Regions from separate parts of the Mus musculus genome. Here region 1 is linked to region 2. A link is a loop called in an ENCODE intact Hi-C map of the cell type or tissue named here. Cell type or tissue: heart. All regions are shown on one strand. Links, peaks and the distances in the headings refer to the core of each region. The heading gives the core; the rest is flanking DNA. Region 1 overlaps Lclat1 (lysocardiolipin acyltransferase 1). Region 2 holds the start of Gm30420 (a long non-coding RNA gene).

What was found. Peaks named below come from ENCODE experiments on the same cell type or tissue, not always from the same donor. Only the 100,000 strongest peaks of a DNase experiment are listed, where the experiment ranks them.
Region 1: a loop joins it to region 2, with 2.3 times the contacts of the local background. A loop is called at or near these places in 3 of 42 quality-filtered maps.

What each region holds. Positions count from the first base shown.
Region 1 is chr17:73,218,322-73,225,803 of GRCm38, forward strand. All of the region lies in intron 5 of Lclat1 (lysocardiolipin acyltransferase 1), which reads left to right. Among named protein-coding and RNA genes, the nearest start is that of E330032C10Rik, 29 kb to the right of the region's middle. In heart, for the core only: no CTCF peak of the experiment used is centred there; a DNase peak (open chromatin) is centred at 3,920; H3K27ac peaks cover 1,989 bases.
Region 2 is chr17:73,019,458-73,026,939 of GRCm38, forward strand. Gm30420 (a long non-coding RNA gene) reads right to left here and starts at 4,692. Exons shown (of 2, transcript XR_385745.3): 1 at 2,506-4,692; 2 at 863-1,841. RefSeq lists an enhancer at 2,706-4,694. In heart, for the core only: no CTCF peak of the experiment used is centred there; DNase peaks (open chromatin) are centred at 3,254 and 4,134; H3K4me3 peaks cover 749 bases; H3K27ac peaks cover 2,292 bases.

The DNA of each region.
Region 1 (7,482 bases), core at 2,474-4,973, 200 kb after region 2:
ACCTCTCTCTCACGGCAAGAGCAATTCCAGCTTCTCAGCTTTGATTTCAAACTGACAAATTGTAGATTTTAGAGAAAGAGATGGGCTGCATGAGTAAGATCTGTAGAGATGTCTCTCAGGCTAGTGAAATCAGATCACATCATACGCTTTGAAGGTAAAGAATTGCACTAGTTTCGTGCTGGTTCCTCCTCATCCTCCAGCAGATGGTAAAAAGCCATTTCCTCTGTAAAGGAGAAAAGAGGCCGAGCACTCAGTGAAACAAATAATACATAAGAAAGTTAGAGTCGGGCCGGGTGTGGTGGCGCACACCTTTAATCCCAGCACTCGGGAGGCAGAGGCAGGTGGATTTCTGAGTTCGAGGCCAGCCTGGTCTACAGAGTGAGTTCCAGGACAGCCAGGGCTACACAGAGAAACCCTGTCTTGAAAAAAACAAACAAACAAACAAAAAACAAAGAAAGAAAGAGAGAAAGAAAGGAAGAAAGAAAGAGAGAAAGAAAAGAAGAAAAGAAAAAAAAAAGAAAGACTCAATATACAAACCAAAATATTGAGGAAACTTAGGAAACAATCCTTGTCCAGAGTAAATACTTTAAATGGCCCCTGAGTGCTTCAGTTTTTTCCCTTTATCATAAATGGTAAAGTATCAAGAATTAAGCATAAAAAGTTTGTAGGTAGAGGCTCGATACGATGAACGAAGTTCATGAGAAAGTGCAGTGCTCCAGCAGCAAAGCTCAAGGTTTCTGTCCAGGAGAAATAGGAAGTGTCTACAAAGCAGACATTGGGGAGGTGTCAGAATGCTCTAGGAACTACTAGCAGAAAAAGTGAGAGTCCTTTAATTTCTAAGAAAGTAGGTTTGTAGTGAACAGAGCCAAATTCTTCAGCAAGTTGGGGAGGAAGCAGCATTTAAGCATTCAAGATTCCCTAGGTTTATTATGGTCCCTTGACCATCTTAGTGAGATGCTGCTATGTAGTTTAACCGAGGAGCAAAGGGACCAGCAAAGAGGCTGATTAGAGAGCAAGAACATCTTACAGGGGGCGGTCCTCAGGGTGGAGACAGGAAAAAGCCAAGATAACAGGTGCCCAGCACTGCTCCTGAGTCAGGAGGGAGTGGAAGGCTCCAAGGAGAATTTCCCCAAGAAGATGACACTGATAAGCTAGCTGATGCTTGAATAAATGGAAAGAGAGTTGTAACTTTAGCATATGATTTGGGTATGAAAACTTGACAGGTCTCTGAAAAATGATTAGTGGGACAGAAAATAATCGTAAATGTTGTTCTCATCCACTGTGAATATCACCATAGCTATTTAAAGTGCGTGGTAAATGGTGGCCGTACAAAGACCTGGGATTGAGCTCTCTTGGGACTGTGAAGGGATGTGGGTCTTTCCTCCTCCCTGCGGCAGCAGAAGCACATGTTCCAGGGAGCTTTCTGGTTAGCTTGGAAGTGATTGTCCTTCCGGGTCACCATAATGTGACCTTTCAACCTCCTCTTCTATGCTTCAGCATCTTGGAAGGGACAGAGTCGGACAGGAATCCAAATCACCTGTAAATCCTGCGCTCTGTAGAGCAGCGGCTTCAGCTGCACTCTGGACATGGTGGCATGTGCTTACGTTACAGCCATGTAACTGTGCTGGCAGAGCAAATGAGAGGGCCTTTATGAAACTTGAAATTCATAAAACCTTCACGTCTCCTCATACTCTGAGAATTTCATCATTTAAAAGAAAAAGTGAACAAAACAAACAAAAAACATCGTTAGTGCACAAGCTCCTCAGACACAGGTACAGTGACCCGTGGGCTGTGCCTTACAGACCCAGCCTCGGCCTCCTGAAGAACACCACACACTTTCTAGACAAGTTAAAGAGTAAGGGCCTGGTCAGGAGAGGCAGGCTGCAGCTTCCTCAGTGGGAAGAAGGTTTCTTCTAGAGTGCTTGCTGTCCTGGGTCCTTTCAGTGTCCCTGCAGGTGGAAGCCCGGGTCCCTTCCAAGGACCTCACCATTCAGCTCTCATGTTAGAGGGACCTCTAACAATTAAAGGAGCTATTCAGATAAAGCCTGCAAGTTTCCAGATTCATTCCCCTGGATTTGAAGACAGTGTTTTAGGGGGAAAAAAATAAAAGAGTGTGTGTGTGCATGTGTTTTAAATTAAACATTTATAGTGCCAAGGTTCCCAAAGATTACTTACTAGCCTAACCATGTTTGCACACAGCAGTATTTTCAAATTTAAATTCAGTCATAATCTCCAAATTGCCCTAGCTTAGACTGTTGAAGGTATAAACTCCATTTCATCTCATTTGGCCACCTACATGCAGCTGTCAGGGAGTAGTCTTGATGTCAAAAGTCTGTCTGTTTCATTAAAATGTTAATTTCATGGCTCTAATTCCCTTTGTAAAATATACCACTGCAGGACAGTATATGCAGATGTATTCCAAGGCAGACTAATTTGCATGCTGTGTTTTTGGTTCATTTTTCTAGTTTTTCTTTTCACGTACTGCTATTCTTAGAAATTGCTTTAGTGCTTAAAATGTGTTCAAATATATAAAATAGATATGTAAGCCAATTTCAGACTTGCAGAATTAGTTTAAAGGAATCCAGAAAGCTATTTTCCTCATCAGGAACACAATTACCCGTTCTAAGAATAAAGCATGTTTCCTTCCCCCCGCAGCCCTAAGCTGCTCTTGTAAGGAAAGATTCCGTGGCAGCGGCAGTGATAGAAGATGAAGAGCAGAATCCTCATGGTTCTCGAGGGCCCTGGTTTACCATCCTCTGAGGTTGAAAAGTAACCAATATCAAGTTTACATTTTACTCTTCCCACATCTTGAGTTCCGACTGATTGCCCACAAAAGGAAAGATAATGAAAGCACTAACCAAGGGACTTCTAATACTCTCATGGAGGAAGCTAAGACTACTCTAGCTCACCCCCAAATAATTAGAATAGTTACACCCTGGAAAGTACAGGCAGAAGCCTTCTAGCAAGGCTTTTGGCCCAAGGTTCTTGTACATTTTGCATGCTTTCTGTTGTCGTCCATCTCTGACATCTGTGTGTTCTGGTTAGCCCCTGGGCTGCTTGCCTTTCTTTCCTTTTCTGGTCTTCTGTGTGAAAACCATTCCTCATGGCTCCGAGCACCACCCAAGCTGCCCTCCTTTGCAGTTGCTTGAGAGCATGCATACCTCCCTGGGTGACTGGGGGTCTGGCTAAGGCTTTTCAGAGGCGTGCTTCTGCTCAGCCTGTTTACTCCTGTCTGTCGGTCTGTCTTCCCCAGGTCTCCATCAAGTGTATTGAATAGTTATTATTGCACAAAATCAAATAATGTCTAATACGAACTTCCTTCTTTCTTCCTGTCTTCTCTGTTTCTCTTAAGAATACTACTAATAACTTACTACCCCAGTTTCAGGGGACAGAGCTCACTATAGTCCTTGGTTTCTGGGGCTTCACAATCACTGGCATGGGTGTGGCCACTTGTGCAGATTTTCCTGATATACCTTTTCCCTTTATTGTCTCTCTCGTCTTCCATACGCAAATCTTTCTACTAAGTAAGTATTTCTCTTTCTTGTGCTCCTGTAAACTTCATGTTTGGCTATATGGTTCTGTATTTTTATTTATTTACTTACTTACACCAATAAGATTGTGATCCCATCTTTTTCTTGATGGCATTTTGTTTTTAACAACATGTGTTCATGTCACTGGCTTCTGGTAAATGCCTTCTCTCTGTTTTGCTCCTTCCAAATGTCCCATTTACTTAAGCTTGCAAAAGACAGATGTCCATCCAAGTAGCCTCTACCCCCACACCCATCAGCACATGAATACCCTTATTAGTTTTTTTATGTGCTCAGAACTTCCTGTGGGTGCTGCCCAAGCATAGATCTGCGAGCTGGAGGTGCCAGCTGGCTCCGTGTGACTTGCTCAGTCCTCCCTTCAAGTTGGCTGTGCCCTCGACAGCTCTCACTGCTCTCTGAGGGTTCGCCCACGCTCCTGCCAAACTTTGGTGTTATCTTGCTTTGTGTTCCTTGTCACTTGAGAGCAGATTTAAGATGGAAACTTGTGCCTTCAATTTCCTGTTGTCTGATTAGAAAGAGGTTTTGTGCATCGAGGTTTTGTGCATCTGCTATTTGGTGGGTTTCTTCTCGTTGAACTGTCTATTTGTCTTTGGTGTTTCCAATGAGGGGATTGTGTGACTAACTAGTTCTTTCTGTGTATATGTGTTTTAAATCATTTTTAGATATCACAAACATGGTTTTATTTTGTAGTTACTCAATAGGTTTGTTTGTGTGTTCAAATACAGGGTCTCTGTGGCTCAAGCAGGCCTTGAATTCCTGCCCTTCAGCCAGTATCTGTCTGGTGCTGAGGGTATGGGCCTGTCCCCCTTGTTCACTTAATATAAGCATAGTGATAATCTTTGCCTTGTGCTGTCTGTTCTTAAATTTTTATTTGAATGAAAGTCTTCCTTTCCCAAGTGGTCCTTGGCCTTCAGTTTCTTCTGTTAATAATGTAATATACTCTTATTCATCTTGAGTCCTTTATGTCTTGTTTGGTATGCATCTCATTTCATTTTTCCCAATACTACCCACTAAACAGTTTATTATCCTACCGTGCTTTGTGATGTCACCTTTACTGTAAATTAAGTTCTCCTATACCCGTGAGCCTGGCTTTGATTTTATTCTGTTGCTTTGCTCTTCCTTCTTTTTTTTTTTTTTTTTTCCTCTTGAAACAGACATCTGATGTTTATTTCTCTGTAGCCACTGAAGATCTATGTCCTCTCAGTCTTGGGAACTTAATCTGGCATGTTTTATCCAGGACAGTTTGGACAGTCCAAGCTATCCTCCTCTGAAGGCAGAGCACTTGTCACATTTACTGCACTCACTTCTCCTCTCTTGCAGTTTTGTATTTTTATTCATTTCCTGTGTTATTTACATAGTTCTTCCCATGTTTATATCTTGTATTTCAACTGGATTATAAACGTTCAACAGGCATGGGATTGCTTGTATGTCTTTGAATCTGTCTCGGTAATTTTAGCTAACAAGGCGCCTAAGCGAATCATCATAACCATGATTTAGTGAACATTTAATAAACTTCTCATCTGTCCTCTGCCAAGTGCATGAGGTTATTGTAACTAATTGTAAGCATATAAGGGCAGTAAGCAGTTTAGGAAGGACACACAAGCATAGTTTCTATATGCACTTTTTGAACATAACTCATCCTGTAGAATTTTTCCCTCCAATCTTTAAACTTCCTATTATACTTGACTTCTTTCATATTGTAAAACAGAAAGCACACATTTACCAGTTCTCCTTAGCTTTCCTCCTTTAGTTTTAGTAATTGCATTTTATTTAAGTTTCTTTAATGAACTGTGTGTAATGCTATATGCTCAATCAATCATGTACAAGGAAAAGCAATACATTATAATTAGGATCCATTATCATTTAATTAGGCATTCCATTATTGAATTAGAGCCTCTGGCTTCTCTTGGTCTCTGACTAATCCTGAAACAAATTCCTTTTCTGTGGACAAATATTAGCTTGTAATAATTAGAGTATTCATTTAAGCTAAAGCTTTTCATTAAGTCTCTTTCTGATGAAGGTAGTTCCCCAAGTACCGGCTGGTTTAATTTAATATGATTTATTCACTTATGAATCAAGTGTAGGGGAATTGTTAACACTAGAAGACTGGCCATATTGAGATAATCTTAATATTCACTGGTCTCTGGGATATTTAAGATCTTGTCTTAGTAGTTGTGCACGTCTAGGTATAATGTCCCACTGCTAATCTGAGAGTACTGTAATTGCTAGAACAGGCTGTCATTGAATACAGCATGCTGATCCTGTTGTGTGTCATGTTGGAGCCTAAAGATGTTACATTCCTGGATTGGATTTGAGAGTTGACTTTCATCTCAGCAAGGTGCTTCTACACATTTAATGTGCTTCTTCTATTTTTACCACAAGTGCAATGTAGCAATAGCTATACACCCTGGATTAAAGGTCTCTGTGGACATGAACTTGGTAAGGGTTTGGTTAAGCACTAAACCACTAAGCATTGGCCTAGTCTTTTCTTTAAAATTGTTTGACATAGTCATTATTGCTTCCTTACCCTGTCCATACTTTGGCCTTTCTTCTGTCAGTGCTGACCACTAAGAGGGTGTTAAATTTCATTGGTGAATCCTTTAACTTCTCTCTCTACCATCATCTCCCAGTGTTTGTTCCTACAAGTCCGGTCTCATCACCTGCTCTTAAGCTTTAGTTAGTCCAGCCTTTTTGTTCTTGGTTCTTTTAGTTCAAACTCCTTCCCCTTATATGTAAACGAAAAAGTTGGCATTGCTATGTGAATAGGGATAAACTTAAGTAAACAAATAATATGAAGCCAAAGCATGTGTTCTAATTTGCTTCAGGGGAAAAAGGTCCAGAAAATGCTGTACCAAGGAAGGCCATTGTAAGCAAACCAAACAATTGGTCTCAACTAACCTGTAGCTTCAGGAAGCCTCAGGGACAGAATAAGTGTGGGGGGTGGGGCGTGAGGGGGAGGGAGGGAGGAAAGGTGAGCGAGCACTTGTTTTCATTCTGTCAGCAGAGGGTGAAAGGAATACCAGGAGAGGCACCCTTCACAGGCCCCATTTCCAGCTGTGCACCAGAGTTAACAAGTTTCTGGGAACCCTGAGAGCTGCTCTGTCCCTCTCCCCCACAAGCCCCCTCACCTCACTCCCTTCCCCCACCCCCTTCCCCATTTCCTGCTTTCTGCCCTGAGGAGCTATTCTCTGAAATCTGCCATGCTAGAAACCCAAGTTAAAAGGACAGGGACTAGGCAGAGAAAGACACTTTTGAGGGGCTGGAGAGATGGCTCAGAGGTTAAGAGCACTGACTGCTCTTCCAGAGGTCCTGAGTTCAAATCCCAGCAACCACAGGGTGGCTCACAACCAAATGGGATCCAGTACCCTCTTCTGGTGTGTCTGAAAACAGCAACAGTGTGCTCATATCAGGTAGGTATATCTATATAGATAGATAAATGAAAACCAGGGAGTGATGCTTGGCTTGGTCTGGTCATTAAACAAACAAACAAAACAAGACCAACCAGAGGCACCTCTGTGAGTGGGGAGCTAAGGGAGCACAGGCCCAGTTAGAATTCCTCAAAGGCCTGGGGAGCTCTTAGGAGCTGGAAGCTGCCCAGCAGCAAGGAGCACACCTTGGCTGGCTCAGCAGGCAAGGTGGTTGACAGACACATTATGCTAGAAGGAGGGTCTCTAACTCAGGGGAAGGAGCAGACAGAACAAGAATGTCATTTGTAAGGCAGCAATTACAGCACTTGGAGAATGTGTCTGCCCTGATTAAAATGTTCTGTGAGAATATTTTTCTACCTAGTGGGGGGCCCCATGTGTCTTACAGATAGAAAGGGGAAGAAATAGCACAGTAGAGAATGAAAACTGCTGTAAGGGGGTTAATGATTCTATTTAAAGACATCCTTGGGAATTAATTAGGAAACAAATGCTCCTATGATAATATCTGA
Region 2 (7,482 bases), core at 2,076-4,575:
AAAAACCACACATTTATTATTTACAACAAGCCTTAAGCAATACAAGAGCTGGGCAGATATCTGCCTTCTATGCTATTAGAACCTACTTTTCTATCAATAACAGAGTCATTACTTACTAAGTTTCATTTGTGCTGCTCTTAACTCAGATTGGCCAGCCTTCAGGGCCTTGTTTTCATGACTTCTAACCCATGGCATCTTTCTCCTCCACTCACCTTCTTCTTCCTCCGGTCTGGGTCCCCCAACTCCAGGGATCCCCACGTGTTTAATTATCTGAAGCTGTCAAAATCCAGTTCTTTGAGGGGTATTTATGGAAGCTTCCTACAAAGTCAGGACCGAGTAAGTCCTTGGCCTCTGTTGAGCCATTCAACCTTCAGCCCCTTCTCCTAGAGGTGGGGGAAGGGTGAGGTGAGTGTAGAAGTCCCAGCGATCTAATTACATGACTGATTCCTCTGGCAACCAGCCCACCTAGAATTCCATCATCAAAACCCAAAATGCTCATATCATCTGGAAAATTCCTGTGAACTTAGGAGGTCTGTGTCGCATACTCCTATTATTCAGTATATGACAAAGTTCTTGGGATCACTATGTCACAAGGCATGACACATTTGAAAATAGCTACAAGAGAGAGTTTGAGGTTCTCACCGCAAAGAAATGATAAGTGCATGCTGTCATGAGGCTAACTACTCTGATTTAGTCAATATGCAGTGTATGCATGTATTAAAATATAACACCATTCCCCATATACATTCTAATTATAAACTAATAAACAATAGTAAATCTTAGAACAAAGATGTTCTGATAACAAGGAGGGGAGGTGTGGCAGGGACTTTGGGAACTCAAGTCAGAAACCGGGAGGCAGGAACAGAGGCCAAACATGTATTTCTGTATCACAGAATCCTCCTACCCATCATGCCTTGTTTCAGATGCCATATTGACCCCCAAGTAAGAAGTATCTTGGTGACAGCAGGGGACCCCACTGATAGGGTAAGATTGCTGCTACTGAACTGGAAAGACAGCCATGCCTGGGATACCCCATCCTATCAGGAAATGAGATCGCTCTCACCAGGTGGCAGAAGGTGGTGTTTTGATTTAAAGAATCTGGCAGAGGGCTCTTCAGTCACAGACAGCTGGAAGATGAGTTCAGACACACCTTTTCCCCTCCATGTGTCTTTACTATATAAACAGATGATTGGCTAAAGCCCTTGTATAACTACCCTAATCCACTACCTGTGTTTATTTCCAACATGGTGGAATTAGTTGAGCCTTTCACTTTTTGGGTGTCTGCTATTTTGTTATTTATCCTTTTCATAACATTCATTGTCATACTTTACTCATAAAACATAATGAATTTTAAAATGCTGCTATAAATATTTGCAGAGCACCGGCTACCTCTGCTTCCGAGCACAATTTAATGAATATATCGGCCTTTTAGAAAACGATGTTGAGGTTACTATAACCTGGGTCCTTTGTCTTCTCTTCTCTGTAGTAGTAACCTCCTTAGTTCTGGTAAGGTTACCCCTCACCTTCTCACCCAGAAGCTTTGAGGCCCTCTTGGCCCTTCTATGATCTGTATCACTTTCCCATCTAAAGGGCCCCAGTCTTTCTCCCAGCCCATCTGTGTGCAGATGCTCTCGCAGCTGTAGGCATAGCAGAGGCTCAGCTGTCTGACCCTTGTTCCACACCAGGGAGATAGATGGCTGTTGCTTCCTTTCCACGAAGGATTAGGTAGCAGGTTTAAAGCATACTTGTGCTGGAGAAGCTTTGTGGTTTGGATCCAGAAAATGGGTCCCAGCTCAGGCTCTCCTCACTCCAAGAATGACACATTAAAAGACTGAGGCTTTCTGCAAAGAAAATAAAATGGCTTCAATGTACAGGGTTCAAGTCCATAGGGTTAGGGGTCAAGTCCATGGGGCAGCCCCTTGGCTTCTTTACACTATTTGCAATGACCCTGCTCCTTTGCCCAGTTTGGCATCCAGACATGCAGAATGTCAACACTATGGAGTCACATCACATAACCATCATGTGGGCAGTTGGGTTGCCAAGCTACCTAGTGAGCATCTACCCCAGGAGCTAGGAGACCTCCATCTATCTGATTCAGTCTACCTCCCACACTGTTAGCAGGTGTCTGGTGCACAACAAAGTCACTCAAAATGAGGTGATCACCTCCTTATACCTGCTGGTCAGCCTTGAGGTGAGAACGTTCATCAGGGTCTCCGACCTGATACCTTCTGAAGGAAGGGGTGAGGATGATCCTGACCCCATGATGTCTTTTCTTATAAATTGGCTTAGCAATGTAATGATTAAGCTTGGCTATTAACTCGAGACTTAGAACCATCCTGGAAACAAACCTCTGTCCATGTCTGTGAAATATTTTCCCACATTATGTCAGTTGAGGTAGGAAGCCACACCCACCCATCCCCACACTAAACATAGGTGGTATCATTCCACAAGCTGAGATTGTGGGCTGAATATGAAGCAGAAAAGGAACTGAACACCAACACTCACCTCCCTCCATGTCCTTAACTACAGGTACAATGTGACCAGTTGTCTCAAGTTCCTGTCGCCATAGCTTCCTCACCAAGGTGGAAGGTACTCTGAGAGTGTGAACTGAAATCAACCTTTCTTCTTTACATTTTTTTTTTTTGGCTTGGTATTTTGTTGCAGTGACCAAAAAAAAAAAAAAAAAAAAAGATAGCTAAGACAAGAAAATTGCACTGTATGAGGCTTCCCAGGTGTGGAAACTGTAGACACCCCCAATAACTATTAGGATCAGATTTCCAGGTTCGGTTCCATTATTCAAACATCCACTTTTTTTTTCACCCAGCCCATATTTTGACCCCACCTGCTCCTTTACCTGTAATGAGAAATTAACTGTTTCATCATGGGAGTGATCATCTAGATTATTAGGCTAGAGGTCACCAGAATGTGCCACAATTCTAACTCCTTGCAAGCCAGAAGGACTTGGAGGCCTGGTGCTGAACTGGGAAGGTGTCATGTTCCCTGTGAGGCTCAGCTGGAAGGTCTAGAGCTCTTGGGTACCAATCCTACCATGGTCATGGGAATCTGAACTATGAAGCCACTGGCCAGAGGACAAGGCCCTGGGCTCAAATCACGTTATAGCATTGCTGGAAACCTGGCTCCTTGTAGCCCTAGAAAGTGTGAGGGCTTAGCTCCTAAGAGAGATTGCTGGCGTTGACAGCTGGGGGCCAGGGCTCTGAGGCCACTTGCTATATAGGAGCCAGTGTTTCTAAGTGTGCATGAGGCGCCTTCCCCATGGTGGGGGCTCTGGATTGGCAGACATCTACATTGGGCCCCACAGAGGGCTCCTGTCTGTGTCAGAGCCATCTCGCGACACCTGCACGCCTATCAGCTTGAGCTGAGTGCTTCTAGAGTGTGGACAGGGCCAGAGGGAAACCAGCCGCTCCTGGCTCCCTGCCAGGCAGCTCACGGCCCAGAGGAGCCTGAAAGTCATGAGAGACTTGCTCTCACCCTGCAACCATCTCCAGCTGGGTCAGGGTGCACGCTCAGAGCCAGGTGGGCTGAGTGCCCAGCTAAGTGAGCACTGAGGGCAAGTGACTTAACTCCTTGAGTTTCAGCCTTGTTACCTGCAGGGCAATGGTGTCACCTCCACCCTTGCTGCAGGGCTGTGTTAGAGACGTCCCAAAGGATACAGCATCATTCCATAGGAGAGGAGAGAACAGAAAAGACAGGAAAGGAGAGGAGAGAGAGAAACGGAGAGGGTAGGGAGGAGAGAGAGAAGGCCAAGTTGTTTTCATTTGCAGAGCTTACTGCTCTAGCCAAATATCACCTTTAAATACTATTGACACGACAGAGCCTAGCTCGCTAGCTTAGAGTTGAATTTTTGTTCTGTTTTTAAATCTAAAATTGTGGAACACATCTCCTTGAACACTTTGTCTACTAGCCCTGTCCTCCCTGTCTGCGAGGTTCAAGCTTGGAGCTAGCCCAGGACTGCCAAGGTCAAGAGATGACTTCCTCGGGCCCCAGAAAAGAACACTTGAACAGGGGGAGCCGATGGCTGCTTTAAAAAGCCAGCTGTAGTGGGAAGGGAACACCTGCTACACAGAACTTCCTGTTCCTTGGCTGTCCCCTGCTCTCTTTGCACTCTTAAGTGTGTGTGCAGTGTGTATACATGTGAGTATTTGCATCTGTGTCTCCTGCCTAGGTGCTGCCTGAGGTAGCCGGCACAGCCTCAGTGGGGAAGCCTTCCTGATCTGGCTGCAGCTAAAACACTTTTTCGGGTTTGAAGTTACTTCCACCTAAAATAACCAAATAATTGAGGTCAGAATGGGTGGTCCTTTCTGCTCGAATTACCCACAGAATTACCTCATTTTCCCATTGCCTTTGTGTATAAGCCAAAGCATTAATACCATCCAGGTCAAAGAACAGGCTAGAAATAAGCCACACAAATAAAGAGAGGGCTTCCCAGCCCAGCCTCCCCATGGGTGGCGAGCGTCACCTTGTATTTGATAACAGTATTTTTCAAGTAACTGGTATGTGCTGGCCCGGAGACTGTGCTGTGTGTTGGGAGTACTGTGAAGATGAGGGAAACGTGATTTTGTACAGCTGAAGCTCAGATTTTAGTCAAAAGTAAAAAAAAAAAGTCAAAAGACAAAAGTCAGTAAAGTAACAAATACAATGGTTATAAATTATAGTGAGGGTTATAATGAAGCCAAGAATAAATAAATAAATAAATAAATAAATAAATAAATAGAGAGAGAGAGAGAGAGAAAGAAAGAAAGAAAGAAAGAAAGAAAGAAAGAAAGAAAGAAAGAAATGTTTATTCTAAGCAACTGTGGGTAGTGGCATATGTGTGTGTGTGACACACACACACAGGCACACTCATAAAAGGGAGGAAGGAAGGAAGGAAGGAAGGAAGGGAGGGAGGAAGGGAAGAAGGGAGGGAGGGAGGGAGGGAGGAAGGAGGGGAGGAAGGGAGAAAGATAGGAAGGGAGATAAAGAGGGGGAGAGCAGAGAAGGAAGATAGATAAATGAGGAGGTGAGGAGAGGAGAGGAGAGGAGAGGAAGGCGAGGGAGGGAAAGAGGCATGATGAGAGAAAGATGAAGCAGGGAGACGACAAGATGGGGAAACCTCATGAAGTATGAATCACCAGCCCACGGAGCCAGGACAGGAGAAGGTACACAGCGGTGGGAGGCACACCGAGTCCTTTACATACAAGCTGTTCACTGGGGTGCAGGCAGAAAACAGCACTGGGTTCCAGAGAGCCTGAGCTTGTTCATGGATAGAGCCAGACCGGTAGAGACCGCCTACCCAGGACACAGTCCCTGGCCTGCCTCTAACACGGGAGCTGCCACCCTTGGCTAAGATAGCTTTTTGGTTTTTGAAATGGCTGAAGACAGAAAAAGGTGATGATTACACAGGTGTTTTGGTCACCAAGGACCTTGAAACCAGATGAACAGTGGAACAACTTTTCGTTTGTTTTGTCTAGCCTCATAGGATAAGAAAATGGCGGCACTGGGACACCGCAAAGTTGCGCAGCTGATTTTGTAGGGAGCCGGGAGTTCCCATATCCACCCCTAAGGTTTGTCTTCTCTTAATGCAATACCCAGGTCAGTAGAGGGTTTAGAGCTCTTTGTTTCAGACTCTGGATTTCAATCAGGACTGGCTTGGGAGACACTACCGGTGGCTCTTTCAAAAGGAAGAAAGAAGTTCAAATCACAGAAGTTCTGGGCATCAGAGGCTGTTAACCAAGCCCCTTCTTATGGATGGACAGACTCAAAAATCTATATAATCTAGATGGTCCCAGGCCATAGAATGGGATAGTGACAACACCAAGGGAAAGAAGGAAGGACGTGGCTTCAAACTGTGGGTGCAAGCCGGGCATGGTGGCGTACGCCTTTAATCCCAACACTCAGGAGGCAGAGGCAGGAGGATTTCTGAGTTCGAGGCCAGCCTGGTCTACAAAGTGAGTTCCAGGACAGCCAGGGCTATACAGAGAAACCCTGTCTCAAAAAAAAAAAAAAAAAAAAACAAAAAAACTAAACAACAACAACAACAAAACTGTGGGTGCTACCTGCCAGTAGTGGATCACTGAGCTCAGTAAATGAGCAATAGCCAAAAGTATTAAAGAAATGAAATTGAATCCAATAGAACATAGAGCTTATGCAAATACCCATTTCCCTGGCCCCTTTCAGTTGCATGTTTTACTCTAAGCATGCAAACCTTGTATGGAAAATAAAATGTCTCTGGGCTACAGTCAATAGCCAGCAAAAGCCACTGGACTAGGGAATTAGCATAAAGGAGGAAGGCTAGGTAAAATCCAACATTTTTGCTTCTTAACTCCAGCAAAAGAGTTTTGAAATAACCACTGTATTCATTTTTAATGCCACCAAAATGACCTCTTCCTTTGATCTCTGGCATTGACCATGATGGCTGCTTCACAGGCTGGTGGGTCCTCACTACCACATAGTACTCCTATGGGCCTGACAGAGGCCCCGAGAAGCCATCACACCAGAAAGAGGCAAAAGCCAGGTGATTCTCTCAACCCCAGAGCTATTTCCTGTATCCGACTTTCTTCCCTGTCAGATACAGGAAATACAGGGAATGAGAGCAGGCTCATGGAAACAGAGACCAGCATCCTTCATAACAGGATGTAGCAGGGGACCACACGCAGCTCTGAGTCAGGACTAATTCAGAACAGGGCTGGCTGCCTCTTCACCACTGCAGGACACTGTCACCCTTCAGAGAGCAGGAGATACCTGGAGAGGACAACAGGGATTTTCCCTGCCCTGGTCCAATAGCCAGGCCTTCTATATCCTCAGAGTCTCCACTCCAAGCACAGGCAGTGCCTAAAGAGTGGAGTGGGAAGAGAAGCAGCCCTCAGATTCCTCTATGTAGAGGTTCCCTTTGGCAAGTGTGTGCCTAGGTGCACATTCATGTGTGAGAGACAAATGGGAGAACATGAGGGGAAGAGATTTTAATCCTATAACGAAGCCCTTGAAACATATCTAGGTCATGGTCAGAAGACAATAGAAATAACGGTTGCGAAGACAGTAAGAATAAACCATTTTAGCAGACGTCATACGAAATACAGTTTTAGCAAATTAGGATCCAGAAACTCACCATGTAAGACTAGAAGAATGACTTGGCTGGGTTATGTAAAACTACTAGCACAGTTCCTTTAAGAAATTGTTCATCATGGCTGGCTAATTGTGTGGGCTCAGTACTGACTGACAGGTCATGAACGTCAGGGAGTATTAACTTGGTCTTGGGCGTTATTGGATTAAGTGAGGCTCTGCTCACAGGTGATCAGCCTGCACTGAGTTCTGCTCCCAGTTGGGGGCTGCTACAGTCACAACTTAGAACATCACTGAGAGAGTGTGGGTTCCATATCACATGTATCTCTTCCAAGTTCATATGTTGCGGGCAGAAATGATGACACATCCTGTAATCTCAGCCCTTTGGAGGCTGAGACAGGAAGATCAGGAGTTCAATACCAGCCT